Regions from separate parts of the Homo sapiens genome. Here region 1 is linked to region 2. Evidence: chromatin loops called from intact Hi-C (ENCODE). Cell type or tissue: PC-9. All regions are shown on one strand. Links, peaks and the distances in the headings refer to the core of each region. The heading gives the core; the rest is flanking DNA.

Region 1 (16,726 bases), core at 4,218-12,217, 56 kb after region 2:
TTGAGCTGGAAAATGTTTCCAAAAGTATTTTAGGGGGTTCATAAATGATTAATAAAATTTATAGAGGTGGGTTATTATCTTAAAAATAGAGTATATATGAAATACTTTTGAAGGTAAGATTTTATGGGCTAGCATTATATTTCCAGATTTCTAGGCCTTTAAAACATAAATATGCTGATCAGAGCTTTAAAAGAAAAAGTCCATTTTCCCATCACATTTTGTTTGCACAATTGGGATGTGGAAACTAGACACATAGATTCTGAGGTATTTAACTCATCTGTTCAATTGTTGGCCCTACCAATCAGAAATGATCAGCTTAAATATCATATCAGCATCTGTAATTTTGACTGACTTGCCAAACATCAAAACTCTCTTTTTGCCCTCTGAATAGTATTTTTTCAAAACTTTGGGGAAAATAAATAAGTCAGATAATTTATGATGTGAAAGAGCACACCTTTCCAATATTAGAGAATATTCTCTCAAGACTTAGTTGCACTGATTAAGTTTGGGCAACGTTAAGTGGATGAAATTTTTCAACAGAACATATCAGCCTTTTTCATATGTTAATGTGCGTGTGATTTTCCTGCAGGAAAAAATCAGACATAACATTTTCCAAAATATCTGATCAGGAAACTCTGTAGACCCAGACTGCCATTTATCCTCTTGTGGAGCTAGCATTCCTCAGAACACAGATAGGAAATGCTGGTCTAGTAAGGACAACTAGTGGACTGGCTTGAGTTTTTAGAAAATACGGTTTGTTGTTTGTTTGTTTGTTTGTTTGTTCATTTGTTTTTGTTTGTTTGTTGAGGAAGTTGGAAGACAAGTGTTATAAGAATTGCCCAGTGATTTTTCTAAATTCAAGATATGATTCCTGCCCTCTGTAAGCACATGAGAAATGAAAGAGATGGCACAGATGTGTTCTTGGTATGGATGGCCGGTTTAACAAAAGTACCTATGGGTAAAAATCTACTTTTGGCCATGATGGAGTAAACTGGTATTGGATGTGCCTTCCACCACAAGCAATGATTAAACAGGACAAAATATCTGAAGCAATTATTTTCAGGCATAGAATAATGGACAGCAGAGGTGTGATCCTCGAAAGAAGGGAAGCCCATGAAGTGAGCCCTGCATGCCATCTGGCTTTCCATCCGTGGACAGTTACCAGGTCACCGTGCAAGGAGGGGGCGCACAAGCAGAGGACGGTGAGCATGTTTAGTGGAGGAGGCAGAGATTGGAGCTTGGGAGTGCGGGAGTGGTGGAATCTGCAGGGCAAGGTACCCGAGGAGAAGTATCTGTGCAAGAAGGTTGCCGGAAGTTTGTATCAGGCAGTCCTCCAGGGTTCTTGGCTGAGAACAGGACTCTACATGCACAGGGTAAAACTCCACTAGGCCTATTAGAGAACAGATATAATGGGGATGAAACCTGAATAGAAACACCAGAGGTCCTGAGGGTTGGGAGACTTTGGAATGCCAGCCAAGCAGAGGGGAGACACTTAGGTGAGCACCTCACACCGCAAATTCCATGCCTTAGGAAAAAGGACTGTGCCATAGGATAAGAAATAGACCCATGCTAAAAGAAACCTTAACACACCTTCCACAATGCTGAGGTAAATCATCAGTAATTTAACTGCCTGTTTAGCAACTGTACTGGCACCCCTTGCTAGTTCAATAAGGTGGAATAAAAAGGGTAAAGATTGGACAGAAAGAAGTAAAAGTTTCTTTATCTGCAGATCATGTGAATATATATACATACATTAAATACTAAGAGATACATAAAGCCACTGTTAGAACTAGGTAGGGAATTTAGCAACAGAACAAGCTACAAGGTTAAATACACACATGTCAATTCTATTATGACATACTAACCACAAACAATTAGAAAGTAAAATTTCAAAATGTCATTTGCAATGGCATCAAAATACATAAAATATTCAGAAGTAAGTTAGACAAAAGATGTGCAAGACCTCGCCAGTAAAAATTATACAATCTTGCTGAGAAAAATAAGGGAAAACAAATAAATAGAAAGAAATAGCATATTCATTCATTGAAAGGTTCAATATTGTTAAGGCATTAAATTTCCCTCTTACTAAACTAATTCACAGACTCAACACAACCAATCAAAATCTTAACAAGCTTTTTGTAGAAATTGAGAAGTTGATTCTAAAATTTATATAACAATGCAAAGGATATCTAACATGGCCAAAAGAATCTTCAAAAAAAGAGCAAGATTCAAGGGGCCCCAATATCTGATTTCAAGACATTAAAAAATATACAAAAATCATAGCAATGTGATATTGGCATGAAGACAGACCAAAAAGAAAAAAAATAGAATAGAAAGCTCAGAAATAGAACCACACAGATACAATCAGCTGATCTATGATGCAGGCATCAGAGCAGTTAACGGGGAAAAGGAAAGTCTATCAAATGGTTCTAGAAGTACTGGATAAATGTTGGGAGAAACATAAGCCTCAATCTTTGCCTCATACCATACATATAAAATTAATTGAGATGAATTATCAGTTCAATCACAAAATTTAAAATTAAAGAGCTGCTAAAAGAAAACACAGAAGAATGTCTTTACAACCTTGGAGTAGAGCAAAGATTACAGATTTTTTCTGTATCCCAAAGATGAGACACAGAAAACACTAACTATAAAATAAAAATGTGAAAACTTAGACTTCATCAAAATAATAAACTTTTGCTCATCAGAAAGACCCCTTAGGAAAATGAAAATGAAAGCCATAGGCCAAGAGAAAATATTTGCAATACCTGTGTATTAGAAGATAGTTTATCCAGAAAAGGTAAAGAATATTTGCAAATTAATAATAATATAAACTAATAAAAATGGACAAAAGACTTCAATGAAGTTTCATGAAAGAAGATATGGGAATGGTAAAAGCATACAAGAAAAGAGTTCAACATCAATAGTCATCAGAGAAATGCAAGTTAAAACCACAATGAGATGACTACTAAATACGCATCAGAACAGCTACATTTAAAAAGACTCACAACATCAAGTCTGTAAGGAGGCAGAACAACTGAAACTCATTACATTGCTGTTAGAAGTGTAAGGTGGTAGAACCGCTTTAAAAAACTGTTTAGCAGTTTCTTAGTTTCTTACAAAGTTAAAGATACATCTAATCTATGAGCCAGCATTTTCACTCCTAGATAATGACCGAAGAGAAATAAAAACATATGCCCACAAAAAGTCTTATCCAAGAATGTTTATAGCAGCTCTATTCATAATAGTCCGAAACTGGAAACAACCCAGATGTCCATCAACACAAGAATGGATACCCTGTGGTATAGTCATACAATGAAATGTTACTTACAAATAAAAGAGAATGAACTACTAATACACTCAATCAACATCATGGATGAATCTCAAAAAGTAATATTTTGAGTGAAAAGTGCCAGATACAAAACTATTCATACCGTTTGATACCATGTATATGAAATTAAAGAACAGACAAAACGAATCCATAGTAATAAAAATCAAAACAGTGATTGCCTGGGGAGGGTAGTATTGACTGGATGGAGGCAGCAGACTTCTGATGTGATGGGAATATTGTATCTCTTCATTACTATGTGGATTAATGGGATGTGATACACCCAACTGTACTCTTAAGATCTTTGCATCTCATTGTATGCACAATTTTACCTCAAAAAAGTAGCGGGAGTAGTGATGGGGAAGGAGAGCATGAGATGGTAGAGAAATAAAATTAAATTATCCTTTACTTGCAGGTGTGCATACACAACCACCACTGCTACCACCGTGCATGCACGCACACACACACACACAGAAAGAGGCAATGTAAATACGTGTAAGTGCATTCATTGTGAACGGGGCCAGTGTTGCACAGAGCATCATATGCTTTAGGTCCGTTTGAATAACTGTCTTCAAATCTCATTATAACAAAGATCTTTCCTCTATTCATTTTCTGTCTTTCTTGGGCTTTATTACCGAAATACCCACACACGTCTAAAAAGAGAGGAAACAGAAACATTAATTTTAAATTTCACACTTCTCAGAATCCAAGACAAATTATTCCTTGTTGACATTTTAAAATTTCATTTCCTGCCACAATTCTTTTGGGTAAGGAAACTAGAAAAGAAATGACTCTCAACTCCTCCCTTGCTTCCCAAACCTGGCCATTTGATTTGAATCTAGAGTTTGATAGCAGAAAAATATTTTTTTCAAGAATTAAAAATAGCTACTATTCTAAATGTAAGATAGCTCCTTAACTGACTTAGTAGCACCTTCCCATTAAGACCAACCAAGTGATATTCTCAACAATAGCACCTCGTTTCATGACTAAAGTGCACTGGTCACATTAAAATGTAACCACATGGAAATGAATGTCCCCCTTTTCACATCTCTGTCCTTGGTTTCCATAGAAGAGGGCTAATTACCTTTTTAATAGCCCTAATTGATGGGCTTACAGATCCTACCTTTCAGTCCCACTTGTGTGCTGGTGAGAGTGGGGGTGGGGCGGCACTCCATCCTCCTGACCCCTCTGCTCCAGCTCTTCCTTGTTGGAAGGAGGTTTGCTGACTCGTGAAAGGCCCCTGCCTTGTGTTTCTCTGTTTGCAAGACTACCTGCCGCCCATTGTGGGCTGACCAGGAAGCCTTCGCTTTGTCTTGGCCAATTGACACAGCTGCACACTCGGTAAATAGACTCAGATGTTGAGCTTTTGTTTGAAGGATCTTTTCAGATTAATGCAGAGAGAATTAGTTTTTAAAACTTAAGCCGGAGCCAGGATGAGTAGAATGGAGCTGTGAGCCATTGAATTCACATCCACAAAATGAGGCCAACTGTCTTACAAGGGTATTTATCCCCTGTTCCTTTTGGAGGTAACATTGAGGGGAGAGGCTCCCACTCTCCCTGGCCTCAGAGTCTTTACTCAGGTCATTGTGAGGAGAAGAACTGACCAGCAATTACACTCTCCAGCTTCATTCTTCAAAGAGAGATAGTCCAGCCCTTAGTAAGGAGATGCAATTACTGCAAAATGTTTGTCAACAATTGATTTGGGTTTTCTTATTTCCAGATGATAAGAGATTCTGATAAATAATGTAAGAGGATCCATGGCCTCCAGCAAAGACCATTTTAGCAGATATGCAGACAGGGCAGCAGTCTGGACTCAGCACTGATCACCACCTCAGACTCTTCAGCCTTCATTATTTATACCACCCAACCTGTGCCTCACCAACGCACTCATTCGGAACCATTCCCTGTTGAGACACCAGTAGCAGTCACAGGTCTCAATGGATGGCTGGTCTCTTGAGGGTGGGGCCATACCTTGGAGTTCTCCCGTACCTACCATTTCACTTAACACAGGTTGGAATTTTAGTCACAGTTTTGTTGATTAGAAACTATAGGACTTTATTCTTCTCTGAGACTTGCAGACTCCATTTTCTCAAGCTATAAACTGGGGACAATTGCTCTTCTTTGCTAACAGTTCTATGTACTTAGGAGGCAGTTTAATGTTGTGGAAAGAAATTTGACTTTGACTCAGACAGATCTGAGTTCGAATCCTGCCTCTGCCACTTACTAGCTGTGTGATCTTAGACAAGGTCCTCCTCTGAGCGTAGACCTCCTCACCATGACAATCAAGATATGATTGTCCCGTGCCATTGTCAGGGATTGAAAGAGTTTTCTCATTTCTATGTGAAAATGAGAAGCATATCATGTAGAATATTGTAGTATTCCCAATATGTTAGCTCTTGCTCTCCAGGTCTCTGCTTTCCAAAGATTTTTTTTAAGAATAAAAAAGATGGAAAAAGAACCTAGTGAATTATACAGTATGTATATATGAAGCAAGATTCCTTCATGACACAAAGCATGCAATAAATGCTGAAGAACAGCTGTTGGTAGGCACTTCCAGTGCCAACCCTGTCAACCTCTCCTTTCTCTCCTCTCTCTCCAGTGTCTGAGTGACTGTCACCCCACCCACGACCCATGCACACCCTTCCCACCGCTCCCCCAAATACACACTCACTAACAGAAAAAGAACTGCTGACAAAACAGAAGAGGTGAGTCCGAAGGATGCAGGCAGCCATGCGAGGGGAAAACAGGCATCGACATCTGAAAAAGTGACAATTTTCTAAATGTGTAGACAGGGTGGCATGCAACATATTTCCCAAAGGAAAATGGTGGATGTGGGTAGCTTCCTCCTCCTTGTTCTAGGTTATGGGATTTAAAGAAAATGTTTATTCCTCTTTTCCTTTATGGAAAATTAACCAATCTGGGATTCCATCTCCCACATTCTCCCATAAAGCACTTTCTGCTGGAGAGTTGGGACCCCCATGCCCTGCCACAGGCTTGCTGTGGGCTTATGGCCCCCCAGTAGTAAAATAAGAATTGGACTATATGGCCTTACGGACCCCTCCTGAGCCAAGCATCCAGGCTCCTGATTCCCCTGCAGCTTGCTGCAAGGAAGGATGTGAAAGCAGAAAACGTGGGTTTTGAACCAGCTCCAACTATGAGGAAAAACGCTGACGGAGGCGCTGCATTGTGGAAAGCTAGGTCAACCCACAGGTTAGGTCAGATTTCAAGTTCTGATCAGCACGCCTCTAGACTCTAAGAAATTAACACTGGAAAATAGGCCTCTGCTTTGGGAGATAATTAGTGAAAATATGGTTGATTGAATTTTAAAGGATAAAATATAGCTTCAAACTGTAGCCTGGTGTCGCTTTCTTTTATGACATAGAAAAGAGAAACTTCTCCTTCTGATAGCAGACTCCTCCATGGGAAGAACACTGGAATGGGAATCAGAAGAAATGGGCCAGGCGCGGTGGCTCACACCTGTAATCCCAACACTGTAGGAGGTCGAGGCAGGAGGATCACCTGAGGTCACAAGTTCGAGACCAGCCTGACCAACATGGTGAAACCCCCTCTCTACTAAAAATACAAAAATTAGCTGGGCCTAGTGGCGCATGCCTGTAATCCCAGCTACTCAGGAGCCTGAGGCAGGAGAATTGCTCGAACCCGGAAGGCAGAGGTTGCAGTGAGCCGAGATTGAGCCACAGCACTCCAGCCTGGGCGACAGAGTGAGACTCCATCTAAAAAAACAAAAAGAAGAAATGCACACGCCAGACTTGTGCAAATCACCCAACCTCTCTGAGCCTCAGTTTATTTCTCCGTAATAGGAGATGGAATCCCTCCCCAAGCTCTTCTCTTCCCACGAAGAGAAGGGTGCTACAAAGAAATAGAGGTTCGCTGTTGCTATGTTTCCTGCCTGTCCTGATCCTCTCTATCGCGTGTTCATGTTCCTTGAACAATGTTGGCACTTCCCAGTAGGCTCACGTGGGAAGTGTCAGCACCAGGAACTTTGCCATGAAATGCACATAGAGATGGAAGGCGATTGGGAATACCATTTGAGAACACTGAAGCAGGGTGCACTGAAGACAAGCACGTTGTGGTGAAAGGAAAAGGATGTACCAGGAGATGTGAAGGGAGCCTTGATACCAGCGCATTCCACCTGCCTTGCTTTTGTCGTCAGGTTTAAAGAAGGCAGTGAAGGGGCCCCAGGCTGAGAGGCAGGAGGCCTGGGCGCTGATTTCGCCTCTCCCTGCTTTTGGGCCTCAGTCTCTTCGTCTGTAAGAAGAACGGGCCATCTCTCTCCAACATGCCAAATTGCTCCAGAAATCAGCTTCGTGTTTTTCCTCCTCATCCCGGGTTCTTGAGCCTGATTTCAAAAACGACGAATTAGAAAATCATAGTCTCTGAGGAACCACCTTTGGTTTTGAGGCTTTTAGCTTAAAGCTCAGTTTCTAAATCTTACTCAGGTGGTCAGGCCTGATTCCTGCTTGGCTCAATCTGCCTAGAGGTAGGCAAAGGCGGCTGTGGTAGGAGACCAGGAATAATCACAGTGTAAGGCTGGATTGGTGTGTCCTCTGGTCATGGGAAGCCTTCAGAGCTGGGCTGGAATTTCAGCGGGTCTTCAGGGGTGCACAGGTAAAGTCTTGGTGGACGAGCATTCTAGGCAAAAGCCATGCCGGTTCATGGTGCTGTGTACTTCAGACTGTTTAGTAGATTCCCCGCTACAAAAAATAGTCCTCGGCCGGGTGCGGTGGCTCACGCCTGTAATCCCAGCACTTTGGGAGGATGAGGCGGGCGGAGAGCCTGAGGTCAGGAGTTCGAGATTAGCCTGGCCAACATGGAGAAATCCCGTCTCTACTGAAAATACAAAAATTAGCCAGGCATGGTGACGCGAGCCTGTAATCCCAGCTACTCAGGAGGCTGAGGCAGGATAATCGCTTGAACCTGGGAGACGGAGGTTGCAGTGAGCCGAGATCGTGCCACTGCACTTCAGCCTGGGCCACAGAGGGAGACTCCATCTAAAAAAAAAAAAAAAAAAAAAGTCCCCTAAGTGTACAGTGACATTTATGGCATGCTCACTCACAGGGAAGGGTGAGACAGCAGTTCTTTCATGATTGACATTTTTGAGCTGACCGCAGCTCTGCTGCTTTCAACGTTTGCCCCAGGGTCATCTTTGCTCTCCCCAGGCCACCAGTGAGAGCAGAGCATGGAGATGGCCTGTGTCACTGTTCCCTTGGCCCAAACACCATTAGCTGGAAGTCTGTCACGCAGCCACATCTAACTGGAAAGGGGACTAGAAAGTATAATCTAGTTGTGGACCCAGGAAGCCCGTGACAGTGGGGATTCTAGGGAACTGCCAGCTATCTCTGCCAGTCAGGACCATTTATTTCAGGCTGGGCTCCTTCTGAATAGAAAAGCAGCCGGAGGCCCAGGCGAGGCAAGTGAGGGAGGAAGGGAGCAGCCGTCAGCCTGCAGTGCACTCAAGCCAGCCTCACTTTTTGGGTAAAGCCAATTTCACTCCAGTAGATACAGAGGCCTGGAACCCCTGGATAAGGAGGCCTCCACATTTCTCCCTGTCTATGAGAAGGTGAGAGAGAAGGTTCAAGAAGGCTTTTTCACAAGCAAACCATCAGGCCCCCCAGGGTGTAATTTGGAAACCCCCTGGCTTTCCCTGGCTTTCCCTGGCTTTGCCCTCGGCCCTTGGTCCCTCCTCCTACCCTGTTTTCAGCCCATTTCTCTAGGCATGCACCAGTGGCCAGGACTACCACGTTGCCTGACACCTCGGCTCGGTGCCTCGCCTGTGGGCCACTTTGGGCCGGAGCTACTGATGGGAGCTGATTCAAGAGCCTGGCCCAGCCCTGTGGCTTTGATGGGCTTTCATCCTCCCGCCTGCGCTCCTTGGCTGGACGCCTGGGGAGCTGCATAGCCTTGCCCCGGGCTATCTGCTTTCAGTGGGAGAGGTCCTTCTCTCTGAATACAGGAGGACCCGGAGGTGAGGAGGTGAGACTTGGGCACTCTCGTCTCTGCAGCCTGAGAGCTGAGCCTGCGCCAAAGCCATCTGCCTTCACCCAGCTTTCCCAAGGAGCAGACAAGATAAAGGACAGACGGAATGAACACTGAACAACTTGTTAATGATTTTATTGCAGGTTAAATCAAATGTCTCCAGTAAAACTACAGGAGAACTGCTTTAACCTTACCCTGCTGTAAATATGTATTAACTCAATTACTATCAGCAATTAAGGCCTAGTTTGGGAACACTGGTCTGAGACAAAAAAGACATTATCATCCTGGGAAATGAATCCAGAATAAAAGGAATTTATTCCACCTGAGCTAATGAGCAGCTGTATGGGGATGGAAATGAAGGCCTTTGCCTCGGAATTGCTTTTGACCGTTCATACAGGGAGAGGAGAAAAGGTTCGCCTTTACGTAAAGCTCTTGGAAGCACATTAGGGACATTGTTACAATGCAAATGAGGAAGACCGTTGTGTTTGGGTGGTTTATGGGTTTAGTAAAAGGAGTAACATTTCAATTAGTGGGGAAGGAATGAGAACCTGCCTCAAAGAGGCTTAATTGGCAACTTGGCTTTCCCAGGGGGCTTTGAAGTAGCATCAGAGAAGGAAAGTTTTCAGAGATGGGTGGAGAATAGAGCAACTATAGGGCCCTTGCTGTGCCTGTGAGAGGGCAGATGGGGTGCTCAGAAGGTAAAACCCACAGCACTACACAAATCCCAGCCCCGCGCGAGCGCCCGCTCCAGTCTTCCGGGCTTCTGAGTGGTTTTCTCCACGCCGCTTCTCCCAGCTCCCCCCTGAGAGCGTCAGGACCCAGCCGTTTCTAAAGCAGGCAGCCTCCACGAAGCCATCTCGCTTCAAAGGCTGCAGCCCTAACCTCACCAGTGTGGAATTCCTTTTTTCCTTCTCAAGAGCCCCTGTTGCTGGGTCTCGAAGTTTAGTCCAGCAAACTGGGGAATTCAACTCCTAATTGCAGTGAGTTATGGGGGAGGGTGCAATATTGCATACAAATGTGTATTTTCTGTGCATGTGTGTTCAAGGACTACAAAGTCTGAAGACTGAGGATTCAAGTATGATCGTACCTTAGGGCAAGGGATTGCACAGGTGACTCGTCAAGGTGGGGCTCTCAGATTTCACAAGTCGCAAAGGCATCCAGATCGACATTATCCTACGGTCTCGTCTTTCCTAGCCGTGGCATCCTCATGAGGTCTTTGTCATGTAATTCATGCTCACAAGTCACTCAAATCTTCATGCATCTTGACTGATTTGAGGTTTTACTTCTTAATTCAGTCATTCACAGGGTATGGCAAACTTTTTGTTTTCTAACATGGAGGAACTCTCCAAAGGAAATGTTACAGATAATATGCCAAGATAATCGTTTGCAATGAAGTCTGGAAGAAAATTCAGCTAACCCTGTGTTTTAGCTGCAAGAGAGCAATCTGACCAGGGGTTTGGAGAGCTGTCCAAACCAAGCCTCTAAGTGGTATGCTGGTCTTTCTGAGCTTGAGAAAAAAAGAATGAAGAACTTCCAAGTGACTCCACCAGTCCCTCGGTTCTCTTGATGTTGACTTTGGGGAGAACGAGTTCAACACCCTTCCCATATGCGCATCTGTGAACGTGGATTGGATTTTGCTTGAGATCTTAGCACTGAACCCTGAACTAAAGGAGGCACTATGCCTCCATCTGAAGCAATCAGTCCCCAAAGCACAGGACTCTGAGCCAGGCTCTCTCCCTTCATCCTCCCCTCTCCTGCGGGTGGCTTCTCCTGGAACACTGGCTCATATCTCTGGAGCCTGTGGTTTGGGGATTGCCATTAGCCAACTACAACAGAGCCTGGAGAGTTTACTTTGGGTCTAAAATGGGAACTGGACCCACTCTCTGAGTAATGCTCATCACTCAGCAGGTCTCAGCCGGTGGCCTACAACTTTACAATTGACCCCTCTTCCCACCACCGTGGGTTGCTGTGTAGAGCAATCACTTCCCTCCTAAGCCTCATCTCCTGCTGCCTCCTCAAAGTTGCGATGGTTAGAAAACATGGCATCTGTATGCACCCTGCACGTTCTTGCATGCCAGGAAAGCTGAGCCACCATGCAGTCGCATGGCATGTCCGATCCGTCATGCCACTGTGAGGAAACAGGACGAGGACCAGAAAATCAGCACAGCAACATAAGTTCCTGACTGCTGCTGTGAGTGGACCGGAGATGCTGCACCAGTGACCCAGTCACTGCAGCAACTAGAAGCTGGGATTGACTGGATGCCTTGGGACAGCACAGAATCCATTTCAAGTGCTGAAAAGGACCTTAATAATATTCTAACCAACATACGGATGGGAAACGGAGGCCCGGAGAGGGAAGATTCCTACCCGGGTGCCTGCAGGGAGAGAAGGGCAGAGCTGAGACCCAAACCCAGGTGGGGGTACTGAGGCCAGTGCCCCCTTCTAATATGACTGAATCTCAGCTTCACTTTCCAGTGTGTTTTTGCCTTGGCGAGGGTGGAAATGAGTTTCCAAAACTCTGCAAAGAGAGAGGTATGCGGAGGGGCCAGACAAAGCCCGTGAGCATTTACCATAGATCTCTCTAAAATGGATAATCAATCAAGACGTTGTTGTATACTCTTGCCTCCTTGAGGGAGCATCTTGTGTACTTTCTCCTTGTTCCTCAGACCCCTTCACTATAACCAAGGTTGCCTCTGTGGTGAGTTCGTTAACGCTCGGGAGAAAATTCTCACATTAGAGCATTATTTTCAAAATGCACTCTTCAATGTCCAAAATATTTCCATTCCCAATATCTCACAGTCTTTTTTATTTTTTTATTTTTTCTATAATTTCAACTTTTATTTTATATTCAGAGGGTACGTGTGCAGGTTTATTACCTGGGTATATTGCAAGATGGTGAGGTTTGGGGACACAATTAACCCTGTTACCCAGGTACTGAGCATAGTACCCAATAGTTCGTTTTCCAACCCTTGTCCCCCTCTCCCCCTCCAGTAGTCCTCAGTTTCTATTACCGTCTTGATGTCCACGAGTACCCAGTGTTTAGCTCCTACGCCTAAGAAACAATATGCAATATTTGATTATCTGTTCCTGCATTAATTTACTTAGGATAACAGCCTCCAGCTGCATCCATGTTGCTGCAAGGACATGGTTTCACTCTTTTTATGGATGTGTAGTATTCTATGGTGTATATGTACCACATTTTCTTGATCCAATCTACCAGTGGTGGGCACCTAGGTTGATTCCCTGTCTTTGCTATGTGAACAGTGCAGCAATTAACATATGAGTGCATGTTGCATAACCTTTAAAGGCAAAAAGACATGCTCTATTATCCCATTTTTACAAAGAGGAAATGGGTTTTCAAGAGGTAAAGTAACTTGCCAAAAGCCACGCTCCCCACAAGTGGCTCATACAGACCTAAAGCCAAGTCTAGATCGAAGTCCAACACTTTGCAGAATTCTAGCTTCCAGCAGGAAACAACCTGACTTAGACAATACCTCATTATTTACTTCTCCTCTCTGGGGACAATGAAATTAATGTTCCTTTGAAACATGAGAGTTTGGATAGATGACCACATGTACTTGTCACCACCTCCTCTTCTCTCCTACACCTGGTGTACAGGCAAGGCTTTGAAGAATATAGTGAGTCATTGCAGTCCCCCATCCCTCTTTCAAAATTCCCTGCAGCCGATGAGACCGCTGTCCACACTCACAAACTTACCCTCCCCATTGAGAGTCTGGCATCATCGACGTCTCTCTCAGAGCCTGCCTACAGAGGGGCTGGCCATTGTTCTTGGATAGATGGCTAGACCTTTCAGCCTTCTGTTTTAAAGAAACAGGATGTGGCCAGGCGCAGTGGCTCATGCCTGTAATCCCAGCACTTTGGGAGGCTGAGGCGGGCGGATCACCTGAGGTCAGGAATTCGAGACCAGCCTGGCCAACATGGTGAAACCCCATCTCTACTAAAAAATACAAAAATTAGCCGGGTGTGGTGGCAGGCACCTTAACCCCAGCTACTTGGGAGGCAGAGGCAGGAGAATCATTTGAACCTGGGAGGCGGAGGTTGCAGTGAGCCGAGATCAAGCCATTGCACTCAAACCTGGAGGACAAGAGCGAGGAAAAAAAGAACAAGACATGAGAAAACACGTCAGGCAATCTGGGGTTATGCAGAGGCGATAAAGTCTCTTCATCAATTTTGCTACTTGGGAGTTTCTTCTGGAACATATGAGAAAAGAAGTGAATAGCTAAAGGTGGAAAAGATGAGCTAAGCCAGAGTGTTCACTCCCTGGACTAGAGTCTCGCCAGTAAAGTAGATAACAGAAAATATTTCAAAGATGAGACAAGCAGCAAATAAACCACTGAGAGAATAAAAAATGACTTCCTCCCAAATTTCTTCCCCCCTAAAAATACAAAAGATACAAGATATGTGGTTTTTTTTTTTTTTTTTTTTTTTGAGACGGAGTCTGGCTCTGTTGCCAGGCTGGAGGGCAGTGGCGCGATCTCGGCTCACTGAAGCCTCCGCCTCCCAGGTTCAAGCGATTCTCCTGCCTCAGCGTCCTAAGTAGCTGGGACTACAGGCATATGCCACCACACCCAGCTAATTTTTTTGTACTTTTAGTACCTTTGTACTTTTGTACCATGTTGGCCAGGATGGTCTCCATCTCCTGACCTTGTGATCTACCTGCCTCGGCCTTCCAAAGTGCCGAGATTACAGGCATGAGCCACCGCACCCAGCCCTCATGTGTGCTGCTTATATCTGACATAGGAGACATTGAACTCACACTCCGAATCTTGAGATATTAAAAGTTTTAAGAGATAAATGAGTTCCTCTTAGACAATTATACCTTTATGTCTGCCAGACTCAAATGGGATTTTCTGTAGAATCGTATGGTATATGAAAATCTTCTTTTATTGCAGCCGTTGGAGATGTGTGTGAGTATGTGTGTGTGTACATGCATATTATGCATGAAATTTTGTATCTTCGTTCAAGCTGTCACCCATCTCTCATCTGGAAAATGGCAATGGGATTAAAAGTGCCCCTGGCCTTGAGCCAACCTCTGCCAACTGTGTCTAAGATGCACATCTCACCACTTCCTCCCTTTGGCTGACACCTGCCCAGAGCTCCCCATTGTCCACCTGATAGAGTCTACCCTCCATAGACATAAAACCCCCAGTCCTTCTTCAACCCTCCATGCTCATCATTTCCTGCCTCACAGTTTATGTGCCAAGCAACACGGGGCTCTTCCTAGTTTCCTGCCCTGGTGTCTTTTCTCCTCCATAACCTTGCTTATGCTAGCATCTCTTCCAGGACCCAACATGCTTCTCCCACCTGGACCCCTATTCTCCTACAATGCCCTGGGTGTATCTGTAACTAGCACTTAGAATCACCTGTTCTGGTGTCTGTGTCTGCCACTAAACACACAATGTATGAAGAATATCATACATCAAAAACCACCCAAATCTTAAGTATACAACCAGCCAAATGTTTTCAAATTTCAACCAGCACCCAGAACAAAAAGCAGCCACTATATTTTTGAGGTCAGAGGCTGAGTTTTGTTCATCTTTGTAACTTTAGCACCATGACCAGTAGCTGGCATGCAGTATGTATGGTACCAAATGGTTGTGGAATTAATCAATGAATGGTTATTTCACTGTCTTTTCCTTCTGTTTCACTCATTTACGTTTTCTAACTATTCTCACTTTACCTAAGTTGACCAACAGGATAATTCAGGATTTCTCGCCCAGGCTTTGAGAGCTTGAGTTCTGAATGCTGAGGGTTGTGAAGGAATGTTGGTAGTTAGGGGAAGAAGCATGGGGAGCAGCTTGGCTGCTGACCACCAAACCTGGATAGGCAACTTGGTAAGATCCAAGACTCAGCCATAAGTGAAGATAAAAGTCTTTTCTCTTCATAAACTTCAAGCTATAATCTCAGCTGCCAAAGCATGTCACAGTAACTACCTCAATTAAGAATCAATGAAGAGATCACTAAAGAATAGAACATTTTAGCCTTTTTGCATTACAGCTAAGAAAAGGGAACAGGTAGCATTCATTTTTTCCACACTCAGCCTCTGGTGCCAGGTACCAGCATCGCCTTAAGTTGACAGCTGGCCCACACCTGAGGAGCAAAGGGTCTATTCTCCCTGCTTTCCATGTAAGCAATCATAGGAGGTGTACTATAAAGAGAGTGCTCCCTAAATATTAATGCCCCCATCCACACGCTTCTCTGAAAAGTCCACATTAGGAAGTAGTAAACGTACCATTTAGTTAGCATGTACTATGTGCCAGGCATTTGATAAATAGCCACTTGCACACATTACCACATTTATTCTTCATAACTACTCTCTCAGGTGAGTGATATTATCCGCATTTAACAGGTGAGAAAATTGAGCAATGGAAGCTGGGGTGTGACCTCATATCTTTGATTCCAAACCTATAGTAACTACTCTATTATAAACAAACTATATAACTTGCTTCCTCGTGTCCCTGCAACTGATGAGAAGACCAGTAGTGTCGAGGTTGAGAAACCCTTCTCAGAGGACTCCCCAGAACGAACCTGGGAACTTCAGACAGACTGGGTGGGCCTCCAGCCGGGCCTCGCAGCAGAATCAGGACGGGTCTGTCTTGCTGGCATGCCTCACATTCTCAATCTCACTGCTGGAAACCCAGATTCAATATTACCTGAGGCCGAAGCCTGAGTTCTTATGGTAAATTTTCCCCTGGGGAGTTAGAGTTTCTCATTTATGTTCACCCAAAACCTTACTTTGAAAGAACTATTTTGGAGAAGTTCACAGTGCACACGATGGAAGCATTGAAAACATCTACTCTTTCCCAGGGGCAGTCAAGGGAGATAGGTCCTTCTGAAATGGAAGGGAACCACTCCCCAAAGGAGCATTTCTGAATGAGAGATTAGCAAGGGTTTCCTCAGCAAAAAGCTCGATGTGAGGGCAAGCATCCCCTTCCCTGGCCTGAACGAGCAGCGTGTCATCCCGGGACCTACCCAACACCCTTGGACAGCCTAAGGAAAGGACCTTCTGGCACTGTTCAGACCAACAGCTGAGCCAGGGGCCTGACTAGTGCTCACCAGCATCTGAGCCCATTCGCTGGCTTGAGGACGGACACAAAGAGCCACCCTGATCCCAAGTCCAGGCCTTTAATGAGCCCCTCCACTCCTCACCTCTCAGACATCCCCTGTTTACATTTTATTCGCCAAAGGACCTAATCCCCGGGCTCCAGTCTGCACTTCATCTTGTCTCTGTGTGTCCTCCAGATTAATGCTCATCAGTAACTGTCGCCACAGAGGGGAAGACCCGAGCGTGAGGACATGCCAAGCCCTGCAGCTTTGGTGCCAACCAGAGAAAATATGGAAGAGGAAACCCAAACATTTATAAACATTTCAAAATGTTTA
Region 2 (16,726 bases), core at 4,626-12,625:
AAAAAGGAAGGAAGGAAGGAAAATTGCTAGAACCTCGGGCAGATGCTTTTTTCTAGCTAGCTTTTTTCTTCTTTAAAAAAAAAAAAACACGGAGTTTTCTTTTTGTAGTATTGAAAAATGAATTTATGGCCGGGAATGGTGGCTCACACCTGTAATCCCAGCACTTTGGGAGGCCGAGGCAGGCGGATCACAAAGTCAGGAGATCAAGACCAACTTGGCTAACATGGTGAAACCCTGTCTCTACTAAAAATATAAAAAATTAGCTGGGCGTGGTGGCAGGCGCCTGTAGTCCCAACTACTCTGAAGGCTGAGGCAGGAGAATGGCGTGAACCCAGGAGGCGGAGCTTGCAGTGAGCCGAGATGGCACCACTGCACTCCAGCCTGGGCGACAGAGCGAGACTCCGTCTCAAAAAAAAAAAAAAAAAGGGTGAATTTATGCCTGTAATAAATTATTTAAACACTTAAGACAGAATATAGAATGAATAAATTTCTCTCCTATCCCAGATCCCAGTCTCTCTCCCCAGAGGTAATTACTGCTACGAGTTTCTTGTGTATTCTTCCAGAAATATTTTTATGCATATTAACACATGTGCATATTTCCTTTTAAAATTACAACAAAAATAAACAAATTGTAGACCTTTTTCATTTCCTGCCCCCTCCCCCTGCTTTGAGGATTGCTTCATATAACCTTATGTAAATCTACCTCATTGAAAAAATTCCTTTATAATACTCTGTTAGAAGGACTTGCCTAATTTATTTAACGAGTTTCCTTTTGATGGATAGGTAGGGTATTTTTTTCCCTTTTATTTTCATTGCTAACAATGATGTGTTGAATATTCTTGTTTGCTCTTTTCTGTACAAATCTCTAAGAGTATTTGTAGAATACATTTCTAGGAGTGAAACTGTGAAAAAAAACTATGTACAGGTAAGCTTTTAGGAAAGATTGCCAAGTTACTCTTCAAGGGTTCTCGCAGATTTATGCTTCTACCCCAGGGAGGAGAGCGCCTGCTGGTGTCCTCCGCTTCTTCACATTGTGTGACCTTTATGAATCTAGTAGGTAAAAAATGAACCTTAGGCCGGGCATGGTGACTCACACCTGTAATCCCAGCACTCTGGGAGGTCAAGGAGGGAGGATTGCTTGAGGCTGGGAATTTGAGACCAGCCTGGGCAACACAGTAAAACCCATCTCTACAAAAAAAAAAAAAAAATTAGTCGGGTTTGGTGGCATGTGCCTATAGTCCTAGCCACTCAGGAGGCTGAGGCAGGAGGATACCTTGAGCCCAGAAGCTTGAGGCTGCCGTGAGCCATGATCATGCCACTGCACCCCAGCCTGGCAACGGAGCAAAACTCTGTCTCAACGAAAAAAGTGAACGTTATTATTTTAATGTATGTCTACTTAATTATGAGTGATTGTCAACATTTTATCATGTATTTATAAACCAGCTATTTTTCACTTTCTGAGACTGCCTGTCTCAGAGCCAAGATAACAGATAAACACAACGTTCTGTGTATAGGCTGTGCCTGGGTGCATCACGATTCACCTAAAAATCACCACTGAAATCCGCAGCAGGCAATTGTGCCAGACAACAGGTGATGACGGGGGCAAACACGACTCAGCTTCTGCCTGCAGCATCTACAGTCATGGAAGGAGACCTCCGGTAACCCAGTGATTGAAATAACGCATTTAAGTGCCACAAGGGGAACTAAGAGTGCCACCCAGCAGGGGCGAGTCACCTGACCCGGGGTGTCCAGGAGACAGCATGGAGGAAGCCATCTGCCCACTGAGACTAGGAGGGGGATCTCAAAGTTACAAAGCAAAGGGGCTGGGGCAGAGACCATTCACAGTAGCAGGAGGAAGACTGCTGAGGGGACAGACAGAGGGTGAGTGTGGGGTAGGGGTGAGGCAGAGGAATGAGGAGAAGAGGGGAGTGGTGAGCCATCCAGTTTGCCAAGGACTAAGGAGAATTCAGGACTTCAGTGCTAAAATCAGGGAAGTCCCTTGCTAACCTGGAAAAGCGAGTCCCACATAGAGCTGCTTATCAACCCTGCTGAGGATTTCAGACTTTATCTTAAAGGGCATAGTGACCTATCAGAGTTTTCAGTAGGGAAGTGATGCATACAGAGTTACATTTTCCAAAGGTCAGCGTGGTAGAGTCTGACATGGACGGGGCAAGGGGGCAGCGTGGCAAGGCTGGAGGTGGAGAGACCAGCTGGGTGGCAGTTTGCAGTAATACCAGCGAGAGAGGATGGTGCCTGGAACAGTGATATTGGCAATGGAGACAAAGATCAGCTGGATTTAGGGGCTGACTGCTGTGAGTGCTGCTGTTCTCTGAGGGGAGTGGGAGGACCCTTTCAGGGGAGGAGTGGTGTCAGAGGAGGGAGTTGATAAGTTGAGAACCCACCCTGTGGACAGGGAGGACCTGAGAGATAGCCAAGTCATTATGTGCAAGAGGCCGTTTGATATCTGGATCTGCAGTTCAGAAGAGAAGATCTGGTGGAGATAAAATCTGGGGCAATGTCACCTTTAAAATGCTAACTGAGGCCCCATTGATGCAGATAAGAACACCCAAAAGTGTCCAGGAAAGTCTGATTCAGGGCTGCAAAGATAATGTCATTAATTAAAAATAAAAACTGCATTTACAAAAGTTCAAAATAGTTTGGTTTAGAATAACAACTTAAAAATTATTTAGTAGGTGGTCTTTTATGAACGTGTATTTTAACAGACACGTAACTGCTGTAGTGTGTGTGGGGGAAGGGGTCAAAGATTGATCAGAGGGTCTCCGAGGCACCTTCAGACCACACGCTCTGGGCAGGAAGTTTGTCCTTTCTGTCTGCTCAGGCCCACAGTGTCAGGAGGGAAATTCTGAGGCCTGAGGCCTCAGAACACAGCTCACACACTGTCCTCAGCTGCCCAGGCCAGGAGGCTATTTGCCCAAGGTCACTCGACTGGTCCAACAGGAGAACTCGGATTGTAGAACCATAGTCACTTGAGGTCAGAAGTTCAAGACCAGCCTGGCCAACATCTCCACTAAAATACAACATGTCTCTACTAAAAATACAAAAAAAGTAGCCAGACATGGTGGCAGGCGCCTGTAATCCCAGCAACTCGGGAGGCTGAGGCAAGAGAATTGCTTGAACCCAGGAGGCGTAGGTTGCAGTGAGCTGAGATTGCGCCACTGCACTCCAGCCTGGGCAACAGAGCAAGACTCTGTCTCAAAAAACAACAAACAAACACATGAAAGAACTGGGAGGGATCCTGGTGCTCTGTGAACAAGACTAATAGCCTCATTTTTCAGTGAAAGTGTGGTGTTTGCTGTGAGAGGGAGCAGACGCTCACTGCCATAGATCTCAGAGACCACCAAGGCTGAATAAGCTGAACAACGCATGCGGAAAGTCCACAGGCCTGCACACCAATGGCCACAGCCTGTTCTCTCCCTGCAGGTGAGTTTCTCCGCATCCACTGTAGCCACACATCACTCAGCAGCTCCATACACTTCTCACCTCACAAAGGACGCACCTGAGGCTGGGCAGCATGGTACCCGCTAAGGGAAGGCTAGGCTGATTTTACTCCACCCAAAGGGAAAGAGGGCTCTGCCATTCTTTGATATGAGGAACGCTTGCACAGCAAAGAATGGCAGAGCCTTCTTTCCTGTTAGGTGGAGTAAAATCAGCTCCTTTAGCTTTTCTGAGTAGTTTCATACACAGTATCCCACTGATGGAGATGAAGATCATATCCAAAGTTCCATAGCTAATATATGGTCAAGATGAGAGTTGAATCCAGATTTTTCTCATTTATTTCATCATCCATTTAACAATTACCATTACCTGGGCAGCTACTAAATGCCTTGTGCTCTGTGAGGCTCAGGACACAAAGCAGAGTGGGATTCTCAGCCACCCTGCCGGTCACTGAAACACCTTCCTCTCTCTGCTCAGGTAGGACACTCATGCGGTACCACCCTTCCTGAGGACACCTTCCTTCCATTGCCTGGACAGCAGCATCCTGCCCTGGGCCACCCTCCATGTGGATGCCCTTCCCACTTCCCCAGGGCACTGACTCCAAGCGCAAGGTGCCCTTGCAATAGACACTCTCCTCACCCCTCTAGTTCTGCCATCCTGCCCTGGGCCACCTTCTGTGTAGACCCCTCCTCACCCCACTGAGGGTCTGAGTCTCCGTGCCAGGACATCCTCCCTGGACAGGACCCCCTTCGGACCCTGCTTTGGTCTCCGACACATGCTGGGCTGCCCCCTCCTATGTTGGCACCCTCCTCGCTCCACATGGGCAACCTCACACTGGACCACCGCCCTTGTGTGAGCCTCTATCTCACCCCGGTGGACTCCACCCTCCTGCTCTGGGCACGCTACTTCCTCCCCACTCAGCTACAGAGGCCTGCCTTGCTCTACCTTACCTAATGGCTTCTGAACAGAATTTTCTAGAAGGGAGAGGAAGAAGCATCGAGCTGGTTCTCTTGGCCTGTTCCTGGATCCCATCCTTCTCCTTTGTTCCCGGCTCCTCCATTCTCTAGGAATCTCAATCTCTTCCGGCATTGCTGAGTTCTCAAGGTAGGTGAGGTTTTTGCTGGCTTCCTGCAGGGCTTCCTCTGTCTCCTACCCCATTCCTGCACCATCTCTGATGGCCTGGAGCTCTCCAAGGGCCAAAGCCATGTGGGTTCTGCGGGAAACTCTGGAAGAATGCCTCTGCTCAACATCTTACTTCGTCACAGTTGGCCAGAGAATTCCCCAATCAGTGTGCTGCCTGGGCTCCATGTTTCACGGAGTTTGGAGTCAAACAGCTTTTACAGGATGCCTGTAGCAGCTCTGCTCTCACCCTCCTCCTTCCCTCCACAATCTGGATTGGGAGACAAACCTGACTGGCAGACAGCGCCATGCATGTGGGATTTCCTCCCATATCCCAGCTTAGGCCTTGCACTGACCAATTCAAGCTTATAGTGCCCTCATTCCTGTCCTCTTAAAATAATTAATCTCCCTGGCTCTCATACAAACAAACTTCTGGTTGCCCACCACCACCCATTCTAGACCTTTTAAAAGCCCAATTGTGGGCACAGCTTGGGCTTACGAGGGACGTCCTTCAACTATCTGGCTGAGCATGCTTCTCTTACACTGTTCTCCCTCCCCTCAGTGTGCCCTGTGTGCCAAAGCAGCGTCCATGTTTTGTTACCCACCCGTTGACTAAGACCTCTGTGATACCGAGGCCTGAGGAGCTGCGAGCCCCCATGGCAGAGGCAGGCAAAGGCCCATCTGCTAAAACTCAGGTCCACGTGCAACCTCAAAAGCACCCTGGAACACCTTTTCCTTCCATCTCTCTTAGGTTTTAGCCAGCCAGGAGGAAATTAGAATTTTTTTTCCCATTTTATGATGAGTTATGGAAGAATTAGGTAAAGGAACATTTAAGCTCCCTACTGCTGGGAAACTTGTCTATGGTGAGAGATTTATCAGACCTGGGTGTGTCACCAGGGGAGGCTAGGAAACCTCATTACTGAATATAGAGCCCCAGACCAGGTCTTGGAGACTCTATCATTGATCCAGATAACCCAACTCTGCTTTTTCACTTGCCATCCTTTTAAATTCCCAAATCCTAACTCAAATGCATAGGCTGTCTTTCAAAGAGCAATGACAAGAGAAAGGCATGCACGCTGCGTATGAGAGGGGAGGGGAGGTTCCTGCGGCAGAAGAAGCAAGGTGAGGCACAAGTAACACTGACCGAAATAGAAAGAGCATGACTCAGCTGGGCGTGGTGGCTCGCACCTGGAATCCCAGCACCATGGGAGGCCAAGGCGGGCAGATCACCTGAGGTCAGGAGTTCAAGACCAGCCTGGCCAATATGGCAAAACCCCATCTCTACTAAAAATACAAAAATTAGCTAGGCGTGGTGGCGGGCACCTGTAATCCCAGCTACTCGGGAGGCTGAGGGGGAGGATTGCTTGAAACCAGGAGGCAGAGGTTTCAGTGAGCTGAGATTGTGCCACTGCACTCCAGCCCAGGCAACAGAGCAACACTCCATCTCCAAAAAAGAAAAAAAAGAACAAAAGAAAAAGTATGACTCGACAGCCTTGGCATTGGGCAGGCATTCAGCCCCATGTTAAGGACCCTTGGACCTTTTGGAGTCCAGAGAGTGACTCACCCCTGACCAGGGGCAATCCTACTCTCAGCTCCAACAGTGTTCTTCTGACTCACGGGTACCCCAACCACACTTGGCACTAAAGTTCTGGCTCATGAGAACAGGAAAAAGGAGAAGCAGAGGCATCATATGCTCCCAGGCATCATTCTGTGGGGTATGCCAGTCTTTGCAAATTCTTGGACAGAACAGCATGCAGGGAGAGGGGCACAAACACGTTACATCGGGTTTCCTGTGTACCATCTTGCTCTTGCGGCATCATTGTCCAAGTCCCTCCAGTAGTGCTAGCCGACTGAACTTTCTGCAATGATAGACATGTCCTAGAGTTGAACTGTCCAGCAGGGTGGCCGTGAGCCATCTGTGACCACTGAGCACCTGAAATGAAACTAGTGTGGTTTTCTTTAGTTCTAAGTAATTTATATTTACATACATACAGCCACATGTAGCCAATGACTACTGGATTGGGCAGCACAGCCCTTGATGATGCCCGGCTCTGTCGGGCACCATCATCTCATTCAGGCATTGTGAGTAATGGCCTAAATTCCTTGGGATGACAAAAGCGAGGTTTGTCTGGGAGTATGAAAAGACGCTTCTCTGCCTCGTTTCATGCTTTCTTACAGGGTCGCAGAGAGGGCAGCTTCTGCCATTACTTTTTTTTTTTTTTAACTACCTCTGTGTTTACAGCTCTCTACTTTCCACTGAGCCTGTGAGTCCAGCAGGGACTGGGGTTGGGATGCAGTTTTCAGAGACCTGTGACTACACCTTTGTTACTGGATAGACTCCTCAGCCCTGGATCAGCCACAGCCCTCTCCCAGGAAGCCCCTCAACTCTCTGCTATTACCCTTCTCCAAGGCCTGAAAACAGGACTCTCTCTTCGAGAAGATCACAGACCCTTGAGAAGATACAGAAATTCTCTGCTCGGCCCAAGTCAAAATAAAATGACTGAATAGGCCAGGGCAGCACAGACGAGAGAGGAGTTTTCTCTGGGGCAGTGGTTCTCCAAGTGTAGTCACTGAGCAAGCAGCAGCAGAGTCAGCTGGGAACTTGTGGGACATACAGATCCTGGAGCCCCACCCAGACTACTGAAGCAGAACCTCCTGGGGTGGCGCTGGCAATCTGTGTTTTAATAAGCCCTCCTCATTCTGATGTCCTCTAAAGTGTGAGAACCACAGCTCCAGAATACTGCAGGGCAGTGACGGGTGGAGGAGAAGGAGTAGGGCTGACTTCTCAGAAGAGTCCCGAAGACCTTGTCCTTGAGTCTGCAGAGAAGTTCACCAGGCAGACAAAGAAAGAAAGAGCAAGCCCAGGCATACCCACAAGTACCATCTGAGCTCTGCATACCTTCTGATATATGTTTAATAATCTTGGAATAACAATTGTATTGATATTATGTTGTTTAGAGTAAGTGGCAATGTATTCTTTGAAGAGTTAAAACTGTTTTCTGTGTTTAGAAAAGTTCTCACTTGAACTTAATTTTGTGTTCTAAATTTAACTAAGGATTATTTTTATACAAACTTTTGAAAGCTTACTAAATTTATCTGATTAACTTGTTAACAGTAGGTAGTTAGGCAGACATAAGCAGGGCAGACCCCCACCCCCACCCCAGGAACGTCAGACAACCATCAGGTGATGGTCAGGAAGTTGTTCCACTGCTCCCTAAAATAATAACTGATCGCACCCAGCACCAGGGAAAGGCAGTCTCCCAATAGATAGAAAACACCTGGCCGGGCACGGTGGCTCACGCCTGTAATCCCAGCACTTTGGGAGGCCCAGGCGGGCAGATCACGAGGTCAGGAGATCAAGACCATCCTGGCCAACATGGTGAAACCCCGTCTCTACTAAAAATACAAAAAAATTAGCCAGGCGTGGTGGTGGGCACCTGTAGTCCCAGCTACTCAGGAGGCTGAGGTAAGAGAATGGCGCAAACTCGGGAGGTGGAGCTTGCAGTGAGCCAAGATCACGCCACTGCACTCCAGCCTGGGCAATAGAGTGAGACTCCATCTCAAAAAAAAAAAACAAAGAAAAGAAAAGAAAAGAAAACACCCGAACCTGGTAGGCAGCAGCTTCCCGATAAGATCTCAGGAGTTGGGCGAGTGGGCTCAAGCATGTGCATTGAGAGGTAAAACGATGGACTTCATTTAACTGGTATGTGACCTTCATCTAGGAACCCTAGACTGGTAAGGGAAAAATGCCTCCAAGGAGCATGCACTCGACCTCAGTAAACACCGCACACGCGGCCCCTCCCAAGTGCTGGCAGGCCCACTGCACATGCAGACAGTCCGCCCCAAGAGAAAAATCAGGGGAGAACAGACACACCCCACTGGAAGCAGGCCAAACTATACAACCCTAAGTCAAAAGTCAAACAGCACATTTGAATCTCTCAAGTCACCCACTTGGCCCTCTTCCAACTGTACTTTACTTCCTTCTATCCCTGCTCTAAAACTTTTTAGTAAACTTCCACTCCTGCTATAAAACTTGCCTTGGTCTCACTTTGCCTTATGTCCCCCGGTCAAATTCTTTCTTCTGAGGAATCAAGAATTGAGGTTGCTACAGACCTGTATAGATTCATTGCTGCTAACAAACTCATCCAACCTCTTTCTTTGATTCCTTTAAAGAAAGCATATAGCTTTTAACCAAAACTTCCACTCAAAGAAGTCAAAGATGGATAGCTAGGATACTGCTTGTTTAATAATCCTCATCTCTTGGACATTTATTTTCTCTATTAAACTTATTTCTCCAGCAATTCACCCACCTTCCCTCTTGCTCCCACCCCACATACACTTCCTGGCTTTGAAAAGGAAAGCAGATAGGCAAACTGGTTAAAACTGCACTAAGTAAAGGATGAAACTCTAAGCAAGAGACTTTCTTCCCTAAGCATGCTTTCTTGCATGAATGCTACTCTGAAATTTCATTATTTAGTGAAGAATGCACAGGTGTATGGTCAGACAAATAAAGGCTGCCTTTTGCTAGCTAGTCATTAAACTCTCTGTCCACATTTCCTAGTGGCTGTAACATGAGGCTAAGGATATGTGGTAGGGGTTCAACGACACCATAATGTATAAAATAGCTGGCACTTAATAAACACTTACTAAGTGTTTGTTTCTACCTTTTCTTCCTTCTTCCAAGGTAATAGTGGTACATGACGAGCCCAGGCTCTGACCTAAAATAACTTGACAGCTGGATTTGAATCCAGTCTGCCACTTACTGGCCATGTGACCTTGGGTAAATTATCGAAATTATTCTCTACATCTCAGGTTCCTCATCCTTAGACTAGAGATGGCAAAAATAGTACCTGTCACATGCTGTTGTTGTGAGGATTAAGGATCTTGATACATGCAAAGTGCACAAGAGCGCCTGCAACATAGCAAGCCCTCAATATAAGTTGGCTAGTGTTATTGATATTGTTATGATTTTCAGTTTCCAACTCCCGTGAGCAGGTAAGATTGACAGAGACGTGACTTACAGGTAAGTAAGATGGATAATCCCATGCACTGTGACTTTCAGAGCCTTGATCAACTTCTGAGCATCACATAATTGTTTCCATGAAATAAAGACTTTTGTTCCCTCCAGAGCACCTTTCTCATTCTTGATTTTTAAAAATTATGCTCTGATAGGTTTTCATGATTTGCTTGCACATGACAGTCATTTCACTACCACCACTTCTATGACAAGATTTGGAGAAGATGCTGTTTAGGAAAAGGAACCAGTTGGAGCAATGGATTGATTCTCCAACTTTGTTGCATAAAACATTTAGAATGACAGAGCCAAGGAGTCTAAATTTACACGAGTCCAGTATTTTCCCTTTAGATTTTCATCCCCAATCCCTCAACAAGCTGACTCGGTCAAGTCACCAAATTAAATAAACCTAACTTCATTCAAGTGGTTTTGTGGGGATAGATACGGTTCTGAATGAAATCCTACCTTGAGACTGGGGCATAGGATATTTTGACAGAGAATTGCAGCAGGTTAAGTAGATTCTTATTTAGAGAATCTTGTATTATGATTTTTCTTACCACTGACTTACCTGATTTCACTTAGAAGTGAAATCTAAGAAGTTCTCTGCAGAAGCAAATATTTCCCATGTGTTAGATTTGCTCCCAGGAATAGAAAGACTCCAAGCGCTTCACCTGGGAATTGCAGGCCTTCTTGTCTCACGTTTTATTACTTAATCCTAACCCTGTTTCTCCTCCCTCCCAACAAACACGCTCCTTAACTATGGCTTGCTCATTTCTTACCTCTTAATGGGGGTACAGATATTCCCACTTCCAGGCCCACCCACTCCTGCAGAACCCTTCCCGGGATAAACCCGCCTCCCCAGAACAGCTCACCCCATGGATCTGTTCAGCACCGTCTGCTGCGGTTTTGATTTACTTACCTATAATATCCATGAAAGGTCTTGCTGATGTTTTCAGAACAGAATTCAGTGGTTCTCAACTCTGCCTGCACATTAGAATAACCCGGGAGGCTCTGAGTCAATGTGGAGACCGGATTCCACCACCACACCAATTGATTCAGATTCTCCAAGGGTGGGGCCCAGGTATCTGTACTATTCAAAAGCTCTCAAAGTGTAGCTGGGGCCAAGACCCACTTTGCAAAATGGGTGAAGCCTAAGAGCAGCTTAGGGACTCACAGGGGGTCCCCGGGTGTGTGAGGAGCCTGAGGAGGGAGTTGCAGAGACACCGTGCCAATGGGAGCTCCAGCCGTGGCTCCTTAGCACAGTGTGCTGAAAAGAAAGCCTCTTATATTACATCATCGGATCTGAAAATTCCAGACGTGTCCTGCCTTTTTATACAAAAAAAAATAATGGATAAAATGTACCACTTTAGAGTTGAACAATGAGAACACATGGACACAGGGAGGGGAACAATACACACTGGGGCCTGTCGGGGGATGGGGGCAAGGGGAGGGAGAGCATTAGAACAAATACGTAATGCAGGAGGGCTTAAAGCCTAGATGATGGGTTGATAGGTGTGGCAAACCATCATGGCACACGTATACCTGTGTGACAAAACTGCACGTTCTGCACATGTATCCCAGAACTTAAAATTATATATATAATATATAATTATATTATATAATATACAATATATATTTTATATTATATAATATATAATATATATTGTATATTATATATATTATTATATATAATATGTATTATATATTATATATAATACATATTATATAATATATTATATTTTATATTATACAATATAGTGTATATTATATAATATATAATATATTGTATAATATATAATATATTATATATATTATATAATATATATAATATATAATATAATATATAATATATATTATATAATATATTATATATATTATATAATATATTATACATTATATATATTATATATAATGTATAATATATTATATAATATATAATGTATAATATATATTATATAATATATAATATATAATGTATAATATATAATGTATATATAATATATATATAATTTTAAGTTCTGGGATACATATATAATATATATGTATTATATATATGTATATAAATATATATAAATATATACCGATTTAGCCATTTGAAGTATAGAGTTCAGTGGCATGAAGTACATTCACATTGTTGTACAACCATCACCACCATCCGTCTCCAGAATTCTTTCATCTTCCCAGACTGAAACTCTGCGCCCAGGAAACTCATGCCTCCTCCCTTTGGTCTCCATGAATTTGACTTTCTGTCTCTGTGACTTGGACGATTCTAGGTCTCTCGTGGATACCTAGTGGAAGCACACAATAGTTTCCCTTTTGTGTCTCGCTTATGTCACTTAACATAATGTTGTCAAGGTTCCTCCCTGGTAGAACATGTGGCGGAATTTAATTCCTTTTTATGTCTGAATCCTATTCCATTGTACTGTACCACATTTGTTTATCCATTTATCTGTCAATAGTCATTGGGGTTGTTTCTACCTTTTGGTGGTTGTGAATAATGCCACTTTGAACACTGGTATCCAAATATCTGATGGAGTCCTTGCTTTCGACTCTTTTTGGTAGGTACTAGCCTCTTTTAACTCGGCAAGATTGCCCAGAATGTCTCCTCCACAAACTGAAGAAATAAGAATTCAAGTCTACCAAGAGTTAAGACACTCTATAGATCGAATGGTAGATGGAAAGCAGGCAGGTTGCAAATGGGCATTGATGGACATTTTTTCTTAGTGAAGTATAGGTAAAAAGAATTAGGGAAGCAACTTTGGCTAAAAGTAGAGAAGAGATTCTTGGTCGGGTAAGAGCATCCCCACGCATCACAGAGTGCAGAGGCCACAAACAAGTGGGGCTCAGGCTGGGTCTCGTCTGCACATGTGTGGCCTTGGCCTGCACAGTGTTTTAACTTTTTGAAGTTAATTATCTACATTTGATAACGGGAAGATTTCATTTGAGGAATCCGGAGCTGTGGTTTCTCTTAAAGACTCTGAAGCGTGAGCATCACCGCCCACATTCCATTAAGCAGCAAATGGCCAAAGCTGATTGGCAGCTGCCCCCCTGGGCAGAGGCAACACTCTCCAGGTAGCCACAGTCTCTACCTGTCTCTACCCCTCTCCGCGGTGAACCTGGCTTATGTCATTCATTTGTATTTCCTTCCTGGCCCCTGAGAGCATTTGCTCTTACCACTCAACGATCTAACCCAAACCTCCCAGGGCACAGGTGAAAAACCCGAGCCTCTTAGGGTTGGGTCACTTGGCCAAGGTGACATGGTAACTTGGGCCCAGAATAAAAGCAGAACTTAAGTCACCAGACTCTTTGCCCAGAGCACTTTTTGTTTCCAGCCTTATTGAGGTATAACTGACATATAATAAACTGTACGCAATTAAAGTATACAGTTTGATGAGTTGTGATATATGTACACATGTGTGAAACAGTCACCACAATAAAGATTATGACTATATCCATCACACCCAAAAGTTTTCGCATGTCCTTTGGTAATCCCTGCTGTCCTCTCCTCCCTGCCCACGCCCCCTGTGCCTTGACCCTGAAGTCTCTAGGCAAACATTGATCTGCTTTCTGTCACTATAGATTAGTTTGCCTGCTCTAGAATTTTATAGAAATGGGATCATATAATATGTACTCTTTCTGTCTGGCTTCTTTCACAATTAATTATTGTGAGATTAATTATTCAATTAATCTCAAATAATTATTTGAGATTCAATAATAATTGAATCTCAAATAATTATTTTGAGATTCATCTGTGTTGTGTGTTTCAGTAGTTTATTTCTTTTTACTTGTATGTAGTATTTTGTTGTATAGATATACCACAAGTTTTTATCCAATCACTCTGTTGATGGACGTTTGGGTTGTTTCCAGTTTTTTAGCGATTACAAATGGAGCTTCTATGAACTCCATGAAATACTTCTAGGATGCATTTTTCTTCTTGTATCTTTTCCTTCCCACCATGATACTAGTAATTTACAAGGGATCTGTGTAGTTTGAATGTATTCGAATAACTTTAGCTCTACTGTTTGATTTGGCTCAAAGAAGCCAAGAGGATGTAAGTATTCCCATGTGTTTTAGAAGCCCAAAGTCAGTAAGATGAAACCCAACATCAAGAAATTGAAGCAGGCCGGGCGCGGTGGCTCACGTCTATAATCCCAGCACTTTGGGAAGCCCACGTGGGTGGATCATGAGGTCAGGAGATCGAGACCATCCTGGCTAACATGGCGAAACCCCGTCTCTACTAAAAATGCAAAAAATTAGCTGGGCGTGGTGGTGGGTGCCTGTAGTCCCAGCTACTCAGGAGACTGAGGCAGGAGAATGGTGTGAACCCGGGAGGAGGAGCTTGCAGTGACCGGAGATCACGCCACTGCACTCCAACCTGGGCAACAGAGCGAGACTTCATCTCAAAAAAAAAAAAAAGAAACTGAAGCAAAGTTATTTGTAGATAAAGAAAGCAATGGGTAGTTTGCCTAAAGCATATTAATTAGATTTTCTGGCTTTCAAAAATTTGGATCGCAATACGAGCAAACTTTATGCTATTTTTACAATTTTCAGTACAAAAAAGGTGTATATATAGAAACAATAAAGTTGACACATTTGAGTACCTTTAAAGAAAAAAAAAGACTTACAGGCCAAGTGCGGTGGCTCACGCCTGTAATCTCAGCACTTTGGGAGGCCGAGGCGGGCGGATCACGAGGTCAGGAGATCGAGACCATCCTAGCTAACACAGTGAAACTTCGTCTCTACTAAAAACACAAAAAATTAGCCGGGTGTGGTGGTGGGCGCCTGTAGTCTCAGCTACTCGGGAGGCTGATGCAGGAGAATGGTGTGAAGCTGGGAGGCGGAGCTTGCAGTGAGCCAAGATAGTGCCACTGCACTCCAGCCTGGGCAACAGAGCAAGACTCCGTCTCAAAAAAAAAAAAGACTTACACAAGTCTTTGGACATATGCTTTAATTTCTCAGGCATATATGTAGGAGGGGAATGACTGGATCATATGATAGGCAGCTGTTTAATTTTTAAAATAAACTGCCAAACTGTTGTCCACAGTAGTTGTGCCATTTTGCATTTCCACCAGCAATATCTGGGAGTTCTAATTGCTCCACATCCTCACCAGCACGTGGTTTGGCCAGACTTTTGCATTTTAGCCGCTCTAGTGGGAGACTGAGAGCATATATCTCATTCTGTTTCTTTTCATTCACACAAAATCATTTTATTAAGATCTATTCATGTTGGTGTTACATTTCTAGTTCCATGTTTCTGATTACCACAAACGATTCCATGGTAGGTACCCACCTCATTTGATTAATGCATCCCCTCCCCCAGAGATGGTCCCTGAGGTCATCATCAGCTCTGTGCTCGGAAACCAAACAACTCTGACTTCTGTGAAAGTTTCCATGGTATTCGCCCCTGCAGTGAGAGCTGGTCAGAGGTCACACAGGTCTGTCAGTTAAGTGCATATAATACATTAAGGCTGCTCTCAGGAATGGCCGCACCTGCAGTGTTTGTGGGTTCCTATTTCCTCACATCATCAACAGTATTTATTATTGAATATTCTATTTTTTGGCAAATTTAGTAAGTATAAATACAATCTTGTCATTTTACTTTGCATTACTTTGATTATTAGTGAGGTTGGCATCTCTTCGCTTACTTGTTGATTTTAAAAATTTCCTTGTGCCTTTGTGACTTGCCTGCTCATAATCTTTGACCATTTTTCTACTGGGTTCCCTCTCTTTTTTTTTTTTCTTTTTTGTCTACAGGGGTTTCTTGTCTATTCCATTTACTCCCATTAGTTTAAGGCACTGCAAGCATCTTCTCTTTATCTGTTGCCGTTTACTTAAAGTATCCTTTGTGGAACCTTTATCTTTTGTGTCCTGCATAGGACATAAAAATTTAATATTGCTATAGTCAAGTTCATCCATATTTCCCCATAAGATTTGTGCTTTGGATTCTTCTTTAAGAGATCTTCCGTATCCCAAGGTCATAAATTATTCTCTTGCCTTTTCTTCCTTGGCTTCTTTTATAGTGTTATAATTTTATCTTTCCCATAATGGTTTTTTTTTTTTTTTTTTGAGACGGAGTCTCGCTCTGTTGCCCAGGCCAGAGTGCAGTGGCATGATCTTGGCTCACTGCAAGCTCCACCTCCCGGGTTCACGCCATTCTCCTGCCTCAGCCTCCCGAGTAGCTGGGACTACAGGTGCCCGCCACCACGCCCAGCTAATTTTTTTGTATTTTTAGTAGAGACGGGGTTTCACCATGTTAGCCAGGATGGTCTTGATCTCCTGACCTCGTGATCCGCCCGCCTGGGCCTCTCGAAGTGCTGGGATTACAGGCCTGACCCACGGCGCCCGGCCATATTGGTTTTTTAATCCATCCAAAATTCACCTTGTGGTCGGGCATAGCAGCTTATGCCTGTAATCCCAGCACTTCAGGACACTGAGGGAAGAGGATCATTTGAGACTGGGAGTTCGAGACTAGCCTGGGAAACATAGCAAGACCCTGTCTCTAAAAATATATACAAAAATTAGCCAGGCATTGTAGCTTGTGCCTGTAGTCCCAGCTACTCCAGAGGCTGAGCTTCTCTTGAGCCCAGGAGGTTGAGGCAGCAGTGAACCGAGATCACACCACTGCACTCCACCAGCCTGGGTGGCAGAGCGAGATTCTGTCTCAAAAAAATAAAAGTCACCTTTTGCATAGCATAAGGCAGAGATTCTAACCTTCTATTGTTTTCAAAGAGTGACCCATATTCTCATCACCATCTGATCACTTTCCATTTTATTAATATATGTAGAAAAGTCAGGCCCTCCTCATTGTGATAGAATTAAACCTCTGTGATAAACAACCTGAATTCATGATCTAAATAGTATAAGTGAGGTTTGACTAAATGGGATTATACAAGATGAAACAGGGAGACTACCGTGTGTTTCAAGTCCCCTCACTGGCTGGTTTCCTGCACTTCATGCAACTCCCTTTGTCTCTTATGACACAGGCCAAGGCTCTTGACTCTTGCCAAGTCTACCTCTGGCCTCCCCAAAGGGCCCCTCCCTCCAGATGCTGCCCCATGCAGAGTGCTCAGGCTGGGCCACTTCCTCCTTCCCTGGGCCACACTCATCTCTCTGAAGCCTGCTCGTGGGAACCTCTCC

What was found. Peaks named below come from ENCODE experiments on the same cell type or tissue, not always from the same donor. Only the 100,000 strongest peaks of a DNase experiment are listed, where the experiment ranks them.
Region 1: it touches region 2 in a loop (5-fold over the local background); 3 of 110 quality-filtered maps call a loop at or near these places.

What each region holds. Positions count from the first base shown.
Region 1 is chr3:193,934,226-193,950,951 of GRCh38, forward strand. LOC105374287 (a long non-coding RNA gene) reads right to left here and starts at 8,340. Exons shown (of 2, transcript XR_007096293.1): 1 at 7,442-8,340; 2 at 1-5,739. RefSeq lists enhancers at 8,335-8,629, 8,803-10,464, 9,285-9,935. In PC-9, for the core only: no CTCF peak of the experiment used is centred there; a DNase peak (open chromatin) is centred at 8,436; H3K27ac peaks cover 538 bases.
Region 2 is chr3:193,877,595-193,894,320 of GRCh38, forward strand. It overlaps LOC105374286 (a long non-coding RNA gene), which reads left to right. Exons shown (of 5, transcript XR_001741076.2): 3 at 1,515-1,658; 4 at 3,297-3,441; 5 at 3,934-4,146. Among named protein-coding and RNA genes, the nearest start is that of LINC02038, 42 kb to the left of the region's middle. RefSeq lists an enhancer at 5,239-6,438. In PC-9, for the core only: no CTCF peak of the experiment used is centred there; DNase peaks (open chromatin) are centred at 5,707, 6,137, 8,457 and 9,017; H3K27ac peaks cover 5,142 bases.